Linked DNA regions of Homo sapiens: region 2 is linked to region 1. A link is a loop called in an ENCODE intact Hi-C map of the cell type or tissue named here. Cell type or tissue: breast epithelium. All regions are shown on one strand. Region 1 overlaps NFATC1 (nuclear factor of activated T cells 1). Region 2 overlaps NFATC1 (nuclear factor of activated T cells 1).

The links. Peaks named below come from ENCODE experiments on the same cell type or tissue, not always from the same donor. Only the 100,000 strongest peaks of a DNase experiment are listed, where the experiment ranks them.
Region 2: it touches region 1 in a loop (2.6-fold over the local background); 13 of 110 quality-filtered maps call a loop at or near these places.

The regions. Positions count from the first base shown.
Region 1 is chr18:79,401,146-79,406,145 of GRCh38, reverse strand. All of the region lies in intron 1 of NFATC1 (nuclear factor of activated T cells 1), which reads right to left. Among named protein-coding and RNA genes, the nearest start is that of NFATC1, 7.7 kb to the right of the region's middle. RefSeq lists enhancers at 533-1,128, 1,250-1,309. In breast epithelium, no CTCF peak of the experiment used is centred here; DNase peaks (open chromatin) are centred at 198 and 2,573; H3K4me3 peaks cover 2,415 bases; H3K27ac peaks cover 4,762 bases.
Region 2 is chr18:79,474,338-79,479,337 of GRCh38, reverse strand. All of the region lies in intron 8 of NFATC1 (nuclear factor of activated T cells 1), which reads right to left. LOC107985162 (a long non-coding RNA gene) reads left to right here. Exons shown (of 2, transcript XR_001753518.2): 1 at 1-5,000. Among named protein-coding and RNA genes, the nearest start is that of NFATC1, 81 kb to the right of the region's middle. In breast epithelium, no CTCF peak of the experiment used is centred here; DNase peaks (open chromatin) are centred at 2,167, 2,537, 3,077 and 3,227; H3K27ac peaks cover 969 bases.

The sequences.
Region 1 (5,000 bases):
GGGCCTCCCCACCATCCTCCCACAGGACTCAGCCCTGAACTGGCTGCTCAGCCAGTGACGGAGCCCAGAGCTGCGCCACACGGGGTACTAGAGCCAGATCACCGGAAGGTTCTAGATGAAACGGGGCAGGAAAGGGGAGGCGGACCTCACAGGTCTCTGTGTGCAAGTCCTCAGGGGCCGTAGCCCTTGACGTTTCTGTGACGGGGGCCCAGGCGTGAGGGGAAGTGAGGAAGAGGAGGAGACTCCGCCCACAGCGAGAGCAGGAAGTGCATGCAGAGGCCCACGGACGCCTGGGGCACCCGAGGGCCTTTATTTAAACTGAAGTATTGCAATAAAACCTGATTCGATGAGGCAAAGAAACACCATAAAGCTTTATTAAAAAACAAAAAGGGCTCACCTAAGCATGCGTTTTCCCTGATCAAACAAATGACAAAACGAAAGCTCAAATGCTTGAATTTCATTAGGATCCCTCGCCCAGGTCCTTGGAGGGCGGGTAGTGGATAAAGTTCCCTTGTTCCTCCTAGAAGAAGGGCAAGGTGTGGGGTCAAGCTGCCCCCAGAGGCCAAGCCCCACACGCCGGGGGCCACTGTCCTGGCTGTGAGCCCCTCCCTCCCAGCTCCCAATGAATTTGGTTTCATGACCCACCTAAACCGTATTCAAATCTGAGTTATTTAACTATTCAAAGGGATCATATTTACATGAAGGGAAAATATTCCCAGTAACTTTCTTGACGATTCTGAGGCGCTTGGGCTGATTCATGTCACGTCAGACACCACCACAGAGCTCGGTGACCCCACTCCCTGGCTGCCGTGTCGGAGGGCCTGGCTCTTTGCCAAGGAGGATTCACTAAATGACAGTGCAGGTGAGCAGGGAGACAGCTGGATTCTAAGCAATGATCGCGGAGAGCACATTCAAAATCCCTTAACGGAAGGTCATGGCATGGCCCCTCTGCTGAAAGTGCCACCTCCTCACTTTTGAGTCCCCTGATCCTCACCGGCTCGCTCAGCCATCAGGTGCCCCACGACACACAGGTGGTTTGGGGGTGCTAGGACAGACGGCCACGCGGGGAGCACCCGGCTCTCAGGCCAGCCTAGTCCCACTGGCCTCAGCAAGTTCCACATGTCAGAGCTGTTAAAAGCGATCTCTCTCACTCTGAGAAATAATTCACTTCAGAACCACACACCTTTCTCGTTTCTGAACAACCACAAAAAACTGTATCGGTGCCTGACATTAAATTAATACATGAAATACTTCTGGTCAGGGCTCCCTACAGGTGCACAGCATTCTAACCTTGCAGACCCCGCCGTGCTGAGCCCCAGGGCACCTGCCCCTCACGACACGCAGTTCCCAGACAGCCACTCCCTCACTCGCTGTGCGCAGGGCAGGACAGCCACGCCTCTGCCTTGCGCATCAGGCCAGCACTGCTGACAAGAATCACCAACTCCAGCCACAGCCAGATCTCTCATCTTTCACAAACTCTGAGAGGCGGCCATCACAGACGACGTTATTTTTCATTTTAAGGAACATTCCCTTCAGCACTTGCTGGGGCTGAACCACAGGTCGACCCCCAGGCACTGCTGTCACCTCTCCAGACAGCCACGGAGTCTGCTGTGGGTGAGGCCAGATGACAACTGTGAATGTATTGGAAATAAAACAAAACGAAGCAGGGCGATCCACGCCAAGACCTTGCTGTTGGAAGCAATGTGCTTAGCAGGCCTGGGAAACGCTGCCTCACAGTGGCACCGGGACGTGGTCAGGCCCGCGGCATGACAGACAGCAACAGCTTCCCAGACGCCGTTCCCCCAACAATCTGCCAGCGAGAAAGATTTACAAAGGCAAATAGGATGGCCTCGTCACAGCGCAAACAAACGGTATTTAATGTTCCATAAATAAGCACGCCAACGCCTTAATAAGGGTCCTTCGTCCAGCCCGGGGCCCAACCTGGGACATCGTTCCTCAGAGGTACTGGAATATTCCCCCTGGTCCGACGCACACATCATTTTAAAGCATCCTTTTTGAATTCTGTTTTCAAGGAATTAAAAAATATCCAAGTTGTTCATGGCTAGCTGAGATCTTCCTTTGAAAAACACGACACAGAACTGAAATATTCCAATCTGCCAGGTAACTCCACCCTCCACGGAAACACCTCTAGAACGTCAGGGGATGAGCTGTGCATGGTAATAGCAGGAACGCTTTCCTAAAACACTGAACTTGAACAACAGAGCATTCCTAATTCAGCTCTCCCCTGGGACCTCTCTGCTCACCAGGCGTCTCTGCCACGGGTTTCCTGCCACAGCCCCCGACCAGCCACGGACACCCCGGGCCCTCTTGGGGAAGAGAAATCCTATTTGGTGAAAATGGACTTGAGAATAAAAGTCTTCCAAAGCTTCAATTCTGCATAAGATGTTGCCTTTCCACAAGGGAACCATTAAATGCCCCAGCAGTGGGCACAGGCCAGTGGCAGACCCGGGCACACAGAGGTTCGGAGGGTGGCCCCGACTGCCAGAGAGGCTCCAGCCCAAACACAGAGGCCTTGGCCAATTTCCTCTGAGTTGCCACGGCGACAGTGCTGGCAGCAGCCAAGCTGGCCAAAATAACTTAGAAAACAGGAGCCCTGGGGCGGGAAGCAGGGCACGCCCGCCTCCCAGCTGACAGCGAAGCAGCTATTTCCTGAGCCCCAGAAGGGAGCGGGACCTCCTCTCTGCAGAGGGAAGCCCGGGGCCTGCTCCTGGGTGGACACAGCCAGAAGCCAGACCCTGGAAGCCCAAACGCCACTCCCATCCCGCCTGGGAAATTATTTACAATATTCTCTTTTCATTGTCCCAACAAATGGTTACTGAATATCTATTCTTTGCACCTGCTGAGCACTTTCGAAATAAAGAACAAGACACAGCCCCTCCCTCAAAGCACCCCGTGAAGACGCGGGACCTGTGCCCGCAGCCTGGACCTAAGTCCAGCGAGATGGAAGGGGTGGGGGCCACAGCGGCGTGGGCCAGGCTCCTGGCCACAGTCAGCCACCCTGCGGCTGCAGCCCCCAACCCCGGTACACTGACCTCAGCTCTGCCAGGACGTACAGCCCCTTCTCAGGGGATCCGGCTGACAGACTGCCTCCTGGGCTCAGGGCCGGCCACGTCCTTTACAACAAAGCTTGACTTTCTGTGCTTAGTCTAATCTATAAAACCCAGTTTGCCTTGCTTTGCAATTGATCTCAGACTTATTCATGTATTCATTTATATCCAGGTTCATCCCAGAAACAACGTGAAGTAGTTTCTATCACCCGTCAAAAGCTGGAGAGTCAATGTAATCATTTAACAATGTGATATAAATAATTAACACCATTGAATCATCATCAAAATGCAGTAATAATGGTAATAAAAAGAAAGGAGAAAACAGCACGGTGTCTCACGGGAAAACACAATATGTACACGTAACATATGAGATACATAAAGAACCCTTCCTAGCAACTTCTTGACACCGTAAAAGCAGGAAGGGGCTCTTCTCAGCTCTCGCCTCTCCTGCTCGGAGCCCCAACTCCTAAAGCCCAAAACCACGGTGGTCTCTGGAGGGGCAAGGACACAGCAGAAAGCTTTCACAAGCCGCCTGGAGAGCCAGCAGCCCAGCTCTGCGGGGCTCCCGGGGAAGGGCGCAGCTCCGGAGGGCCCAGGGTGCCTGCGAGGGTGAGGTTCACGGCTTCACTCATTCTGCTCAAGGAGTGTTTTGGGGGAATGAGCCCGGTGGGTGCCGGGGAGGACTGTGTCCTGAACCCACCTGGAAGGCGGCCACCTGCTTCTGGGTCAGGAGAGACCCCATGTTCACCAGGGTCCCCATATCCGATGCCAGCAGGAAGCCCGCCCACCTCAAAATGGTGTATAAACTGTGGCGTCCTTGTGAGACTAGGCCTCGAGGGGCAGAGACTGGCCTCCTGTGCGTCTTCCCGGATAAGCCTGGAGTTACCTGTGCAGTCACAGGAGGATGCCGCCGCCGGCGGTGTCCTTCCCGAGGCTGCTGTCGCGCACAGTCACGTGTGCACGGAGGCACGGAAGTGGCCCTTGTCACTGGGGGTGCGCTGACCACGTGCCAAGCCAGACACAGTGCCCAGTGTGGCACAGCCCACCCTGGAGGCCTGGGAGGCCGGGGAGACCCAGCTCCATGGGGATAACTACCCCCTGTGCTTCTTCAAGGAGGCAAAGCAGTGAAATCTTCAGCCAGGGCCGAGGGCCCAGGGCCGTACACTGTCCTGCAGGCCCCCTGGGCCTCTGACTGGGGTGTAGGGCCTGGGTTCTGGCAGCACTGGGCCTGTCGCAGGCCCACAGTCAGTGATTCACGCTGTGAACGACCGGGGGTGTACTGGGAGGTCCCACCCGACCCCCGATGACTGCACGGGTGTGGGAGCCTCCACCCCAACAGATCCCAGAGGGGCCACCCTGGTGGCCACACTCTCATGGGACCGACTTTCACCCCATAAAGAGAGGTCGGGAGTGGGGCGACACTCTCGCATGGCACACCCAGGTAGAAAACTCTTCTGCTGAAATGTCCTGGCTCAAGCCGGGGAGGACTGGAACCAGCTCTGGAAGGCGGCGCCAGGGCCACAGGCAGCCCGGGTGGGAAGGGCCTCCGGCGGGTCTCTCTCCCACCCTCATCTGCCTTGGCTCCCACTGACCCCAAAGACCTAGAACCCAGGCCCAGGCAGGGAAGACATTTGGGGAGTGGTGAGTCGAGAACCGCAGGCAGCACAGGTTTGGTTGGAGCGCTTATTTTCAAAAAATGATCAAGACGTTGGAGTTTTTAAAAGAGAGTAGTGAACGATACGGAAAATATGACCCTCATTACAGACTCGGCGGAGGTCCCTGCTTGCCAAGCTCCTCCGGCTTCACCTCCGCGCGGGGAGGGCAGACACGAGGCCTTGAGAATGGGCACAGACAGGGGCGGACGGTGACCAGCCTGGGGTGACCTGGACAGAAGAGATCCCGGGCAGCGGGAGAGGGGCCCAGGCCCAGGGG
Region 2 (5,000 bases), 73 kb before region 1:
GGCCGCACAGGCCCAGTTCAAGCTGTTGCCCGTGTTCCGGGCTCACCCTGCACCAGGCGGCCTCTGGCTACCTCCTGATATCAGCCATGAGGGGCTGGGGTAGAGGTGGCGAAAGGATGGGCTCAGAAAAAGGGCAGCTCATTTTCAGGCTAAGCAACGGTGCAACAGAAACACCAATCACCTGAGGGTGAGTTTATGAAACTCGTTACAAAGAGCAGAGTGTGGAAGGCGAGTGCTGGCCTCAGGGCCGGCTGGCTTTACAAAGCATATTCCCACAGAGCAGGCTGGCTGCGGTGTCCATGGCAGTCCCGTTGTCCATGATGGCTGCCCCATCGTCCACGGCAGCCCCAGCGTCCATGGGGACTGTCTGTGGAGGCGGCGCGCAGTGGTCAGCGGCGTGCAGAGCTGACAGGTAAACCGTCCCCGCAGACCCAGGCCTCACGCTTGCATCCTCCGTGGAAGGCACGGAGGGCCCGTCCCATGCCTGGTGCTGTTCTGGGGCCCAGCTTCTCTCTGATGCCGCTGCAGAGTCTCTGCCTCGGTAGCAGTGACGTTGGGAGCTGAGTCCTGGAGGGGGGCTTCCGCCCCAGGTGAGCACGACGTTTCCAGGCCCCATGCAGGTGCCAATTCTGGCCACAGACGCAGGCAGTGAGCTGGGCAAGCCTCTCCTCCAGGACCTCCCCTCCCAAAGCCCCCGCCACGGCCATCGTCAGCCAAAGAGCATTCGGCACAATCCTGGCCTCTTAAAGAACCCCCAAGCCTGGAAAATGGGCTGCCATCCCTACCCGGTAACAGGAGCCAGGACATGAGTGGGCTTCACCCACCGCAGCCCCTCGAACGGTTCCTGTTCTAAAGCCCCAGCCGGGTCTATGCAGCCCCAGGGCAGGCAGAGCCCCTCACCCAGGGCAGACCTGGGGGCTCATCACAGCTCTTAATGGCCCGGACCACATCCTCCTCCCAACGTAGTCCCCTTGGCTGCCTTGGTGTGGCCTGGCTCCCGGGGGACAGCTGGGGTCTTCACGGCTCCCAGATCAGGGCCCCCTTCTGCTACAAGACAGAGGTGACAAGATCTGAGAATAAAAATCGGCATGAGCAACACGGTGGCAGGCACAAGCCTGCCCCACCTGTTGGCTTCCTGTGTGGTTGGTGCCCGGCAGCTCCTGGCTCCTCGGGGGCTCTGTCTGCAGCACAGGGAGCACCTGGGGGTGGGCGGGGGGGGGCCTGGGGGCAAGAACGGGGGCCTGGGGATGGGCAGGCAGGGGGGCAGGGGGCAGGCTCAGCCCTGTGGCTTTAGACAAGTGGGGTCACTGCTATGGACGGACTCGTGTCCCCTCAACCTCATGTTGAAGCCCTAACCCCCGTCCGCGTGACTCTACTTGAGAGTGGTGTTTGCAGGAGGTAACTGGGGGTTAAACAATGTCATCAGGGTGGGGCCCTGATCCAACGGGACTGCCGTCCCACAGGGAGGGAGAGACAAATCGCCTGTCCTGCCATGTGAGGATATGGCAGGATTTTGGCTGTCTGCAACTTGGAATGGTCCTCACCAGAACCCGACCGTACCAGTCCCAACCTCGGACTTCCAGCCCCCAGAGCTGTGAGAAATCAATGTCTGTTGTTTACAAGGTGCCCAGCCGGTGGTGCTCCACTATGGAAGCCCCAAAGACTGAGACAGTGCCCCGGACCCCCTTCTTCTGCCAACAGTACGGCCGGTGGTGCTCCACTATGGAAGCCCCGAAGACTGAGACAGTGCCCCGGACTCCCTTCTTCCACCAACAGTACGGCCGGTAGTGCTCCACCATGGAAGCCCCAAAGACTGAGACAGTGCCCCGGACCCCCTTCTTCCGCCAACAGTAACATCTGGTCCCCAGGTGGCATTGGGGGTGGGGAGATCTAACGCTGAGCTGCCTGCAGGCTGCAGCTGCTGTGCACAGCAAAGAATGATCCCAAGACAGTTCCCTGCTCCCCCATGCCCACATTTTTATGCAACCTTGTGTTCAGCTTGAATTACTCTACCAGGGATGCACTACAGTACTGGACAAAAGAGGTTTTGTTCAAAGTCTAAACCCCTGGAAAACAAAGATCAGATTGTCTTCTGTTTGCTGTATGACAAGAAAGTCCAAGTTTTGCCATCAACATAAACAACCAGGAATGACACCTCCGGGGCATGACTTTTCTCAAACAATGAAAGAAAACAGCGGATGAAGCTGCCTTATCACCCATCCCTCGAGGCTGAGAGGCATCATTTCTCCTTGTTCAGAGCCAAGATCAGTTTCCAGAGCAGGTGAGGGATCCACGGCCCACCATGGGGTAAATCTGCACCAACCAGGCACCGCCTGATGTGGGAGACAGAGAAGGGTCCTTCCGAACTCCATCCGCCTTTGGGAATTTGTGCTCTCTCACCGACTCTTCACTGGAGTTTCTGCTGAAGCGCGTTCCAAGGTTTCCAGGAAGGCATGATCTTCCGGAGTCACGACCACGTGAGTCTGGTGAGTATTCCAACCATGCACGCCACAGACCTCCAGGCTGAAACTGCAGCTCCGTGGAGGCTGACAACCGTGGCTAACCCTGGCCATGTGTCCAGGACGGGCCCAGATGCTTTTGTTCATGATCTCACTTTGCCCCCACACCCATCCTGTGTGTCGGTCGGGGTGAGAGAATTCCCTTTCCCTCAGGTTTATCACGTCGACCCCGAGCAACATCGGTGGGGGGCTTCCTACACATACAGAAGCGTGAAAACAGACGCAGAGCTCAGGTACTTGATGGGGGTCTCAGGTGGCAGCGACGGGGCCAGGACAGCACGGCAGCGAGGGGAAGCGCAAGTGGGGCCTCAGGCTGTGTGGTGGCCCCGTGCTGCTCCAGGGCACAGTGAGGTGGGATCTGTTGCCCAATTAGGCTGATGACAAAGGACGCTCCCACAGACCACACAAGCCAAAACACATCGGTCGGCTTTCGCCAATCCTCGCCCGCGCTGCCCGCCGTGTTCTGTGGGGCGCGTGACTCACGCTCCCAGGCAGCTGTGGAGCCAGGCTTTGCCATTCCGGCTGGAGCCACAGAGCCACGGTGGGGCAGCAGCATGGCCGACGCCGCCCGGAGGCGGCTGCACGTGGACAGGCGGATCCCTCCCAGGCGCGCGGCTGGCGTCGCCAAGCTCAGGGCGCCCCTCTTGCCCCACGCATGTCCCAGAGCGCAGGCTTCCTGGCACCCAGCCTCCCCACTGACTCACACCTCCTGGTTTGTTTTTGGTGGCCCGTGGCCCTTAGATTTCTCAACAAGCCCCTTCCCGCCCTCTCATCCCATCTCAGGCTCCCGGCCCCACCCCCCTTCTGGAGCCAGACTCGCCCAGCCCCAGGTGCGCCCGTCGGATGCTGAGCCCTGTGGCTCTTTCACAGAAGTCTGGATCCTGACGCTGGTTCCCTAATTTACTCCCCTCATCTCTGATTTCTGCAGGAGCAATCTTCCACCCCAAATCCCTCCTGCTTTAAAACACGCTCTGAGGACACGCACGGCCTGAGCGTCGGGTGGCTAGGATGCCTGGCGTCTTGCTGGGGGTGGTTTTGGCGAGCACATCTCGGACCTCCCTTTCAATTGGAGCCCTTCTTCTGACTTTTGGGGAGGTCTCCTGGGAGGCCTGGTGGGGCCAGCACCCCACAGCATGTGAGAGAGAATTCCTTTCCCTCAGGTTTACAACGTTGACAGTGAGCGTGAGAACACGCTTCCCTCACAACGTCGACAGTGAGCATGAGAACACGCTTCCCTCGCAACGTCGACAGTGAGCGTGAGAACACACTTCACTCAGGTTTACAGTGTCGACGGTGAGCATGAGAACACGCTTCCATCGCAACGTCGACAGTGAGCGTGAAAACACCCTTCCCTCACAACGTTGACAGTGAGCGTGAGAACACGCTTCCCTCGGGTTTACAACGTCGACGGTGAGCGTGAGAACACGCTTCCCTCGCAACGTCGACAGTGAGCGTGAAAACACCCTTCCCTCACAACGTTGACAGTGAACGTGAGAACACGCTTCCCTCAGGTTTACAACGTTGACAGTGAGCGTGAGAACACGCTTCCCTCAGGTTTACAACGTCGACGGTGAGCGTGAGAACACACTTCCCTCAGGTTTACAACGTCGACGGTGAGCGTGAGAACACGCTTCCCTCAGGTTTACAACGTCGACAGTGAGTGTGAGAACATGCTTCCCTCAGGTTTACAATGTCGACAGTGAGCGTGAGAACACGCTTCCCTCACGTCGAGTGAGTGTGAGAACACACTTCCCTCAGGTTTACAACGTCGACAGTGAGCGTGAGAACACGCTTCCCTCAGGTTTACGTCGACAGCGAGCGTGAGAACACGCTTCCCTCAGGTTTACGTCGACAGTGAGCGTGAGAACACGCTTCCCTCAGGTTTACGTTGACAGCGAGCGTGAGAACACGCTTCCCTCAGGTTTACAACGTCGACAGTGAGCGTGAGAACACGCTTCCCTCAGGTTTACGTTGACAGCGAGCGTGAGAACACGCTTCCCTCAGGTTTACGTCGACAGTGTGAAAACGCTTCCCTCGCAACGTCGACAGTGAGCGTGAGAACACGCTTCCCTCAGGTTTACAATGTCGACAGTGAGCGTGAGAACACGCTTCCCTCACAACGTCGACAGTGAGTGTGAGAACACGCTTCCCTCAGGTTTACAACGTTGACAGTGAGTGTGAGAACACACTTCCCTCAGGTTTACGTCAACAGTGAGCGTGAGAACACGCTTCCCTCAGGTTTATGTCGACAGCGTGAGAATACACTTCCCTCACAATGTCGACAGTGAGTGTGAGAACACGCTTCCCTTGCAACGTCGACAGTGAGTGTGAGAACACGCTTCCCTCAGGTTTACAACGTCGACAGTGAGCGCGAGAACACGCTTCCCTTGCAAAGTTGACAGTGAGAGAACACGCTTCCCTCAGGTTTACGTCGACGGTGAGCGTGAGAACACGCTTCCCTCAGGTTTACAACGTCGACAG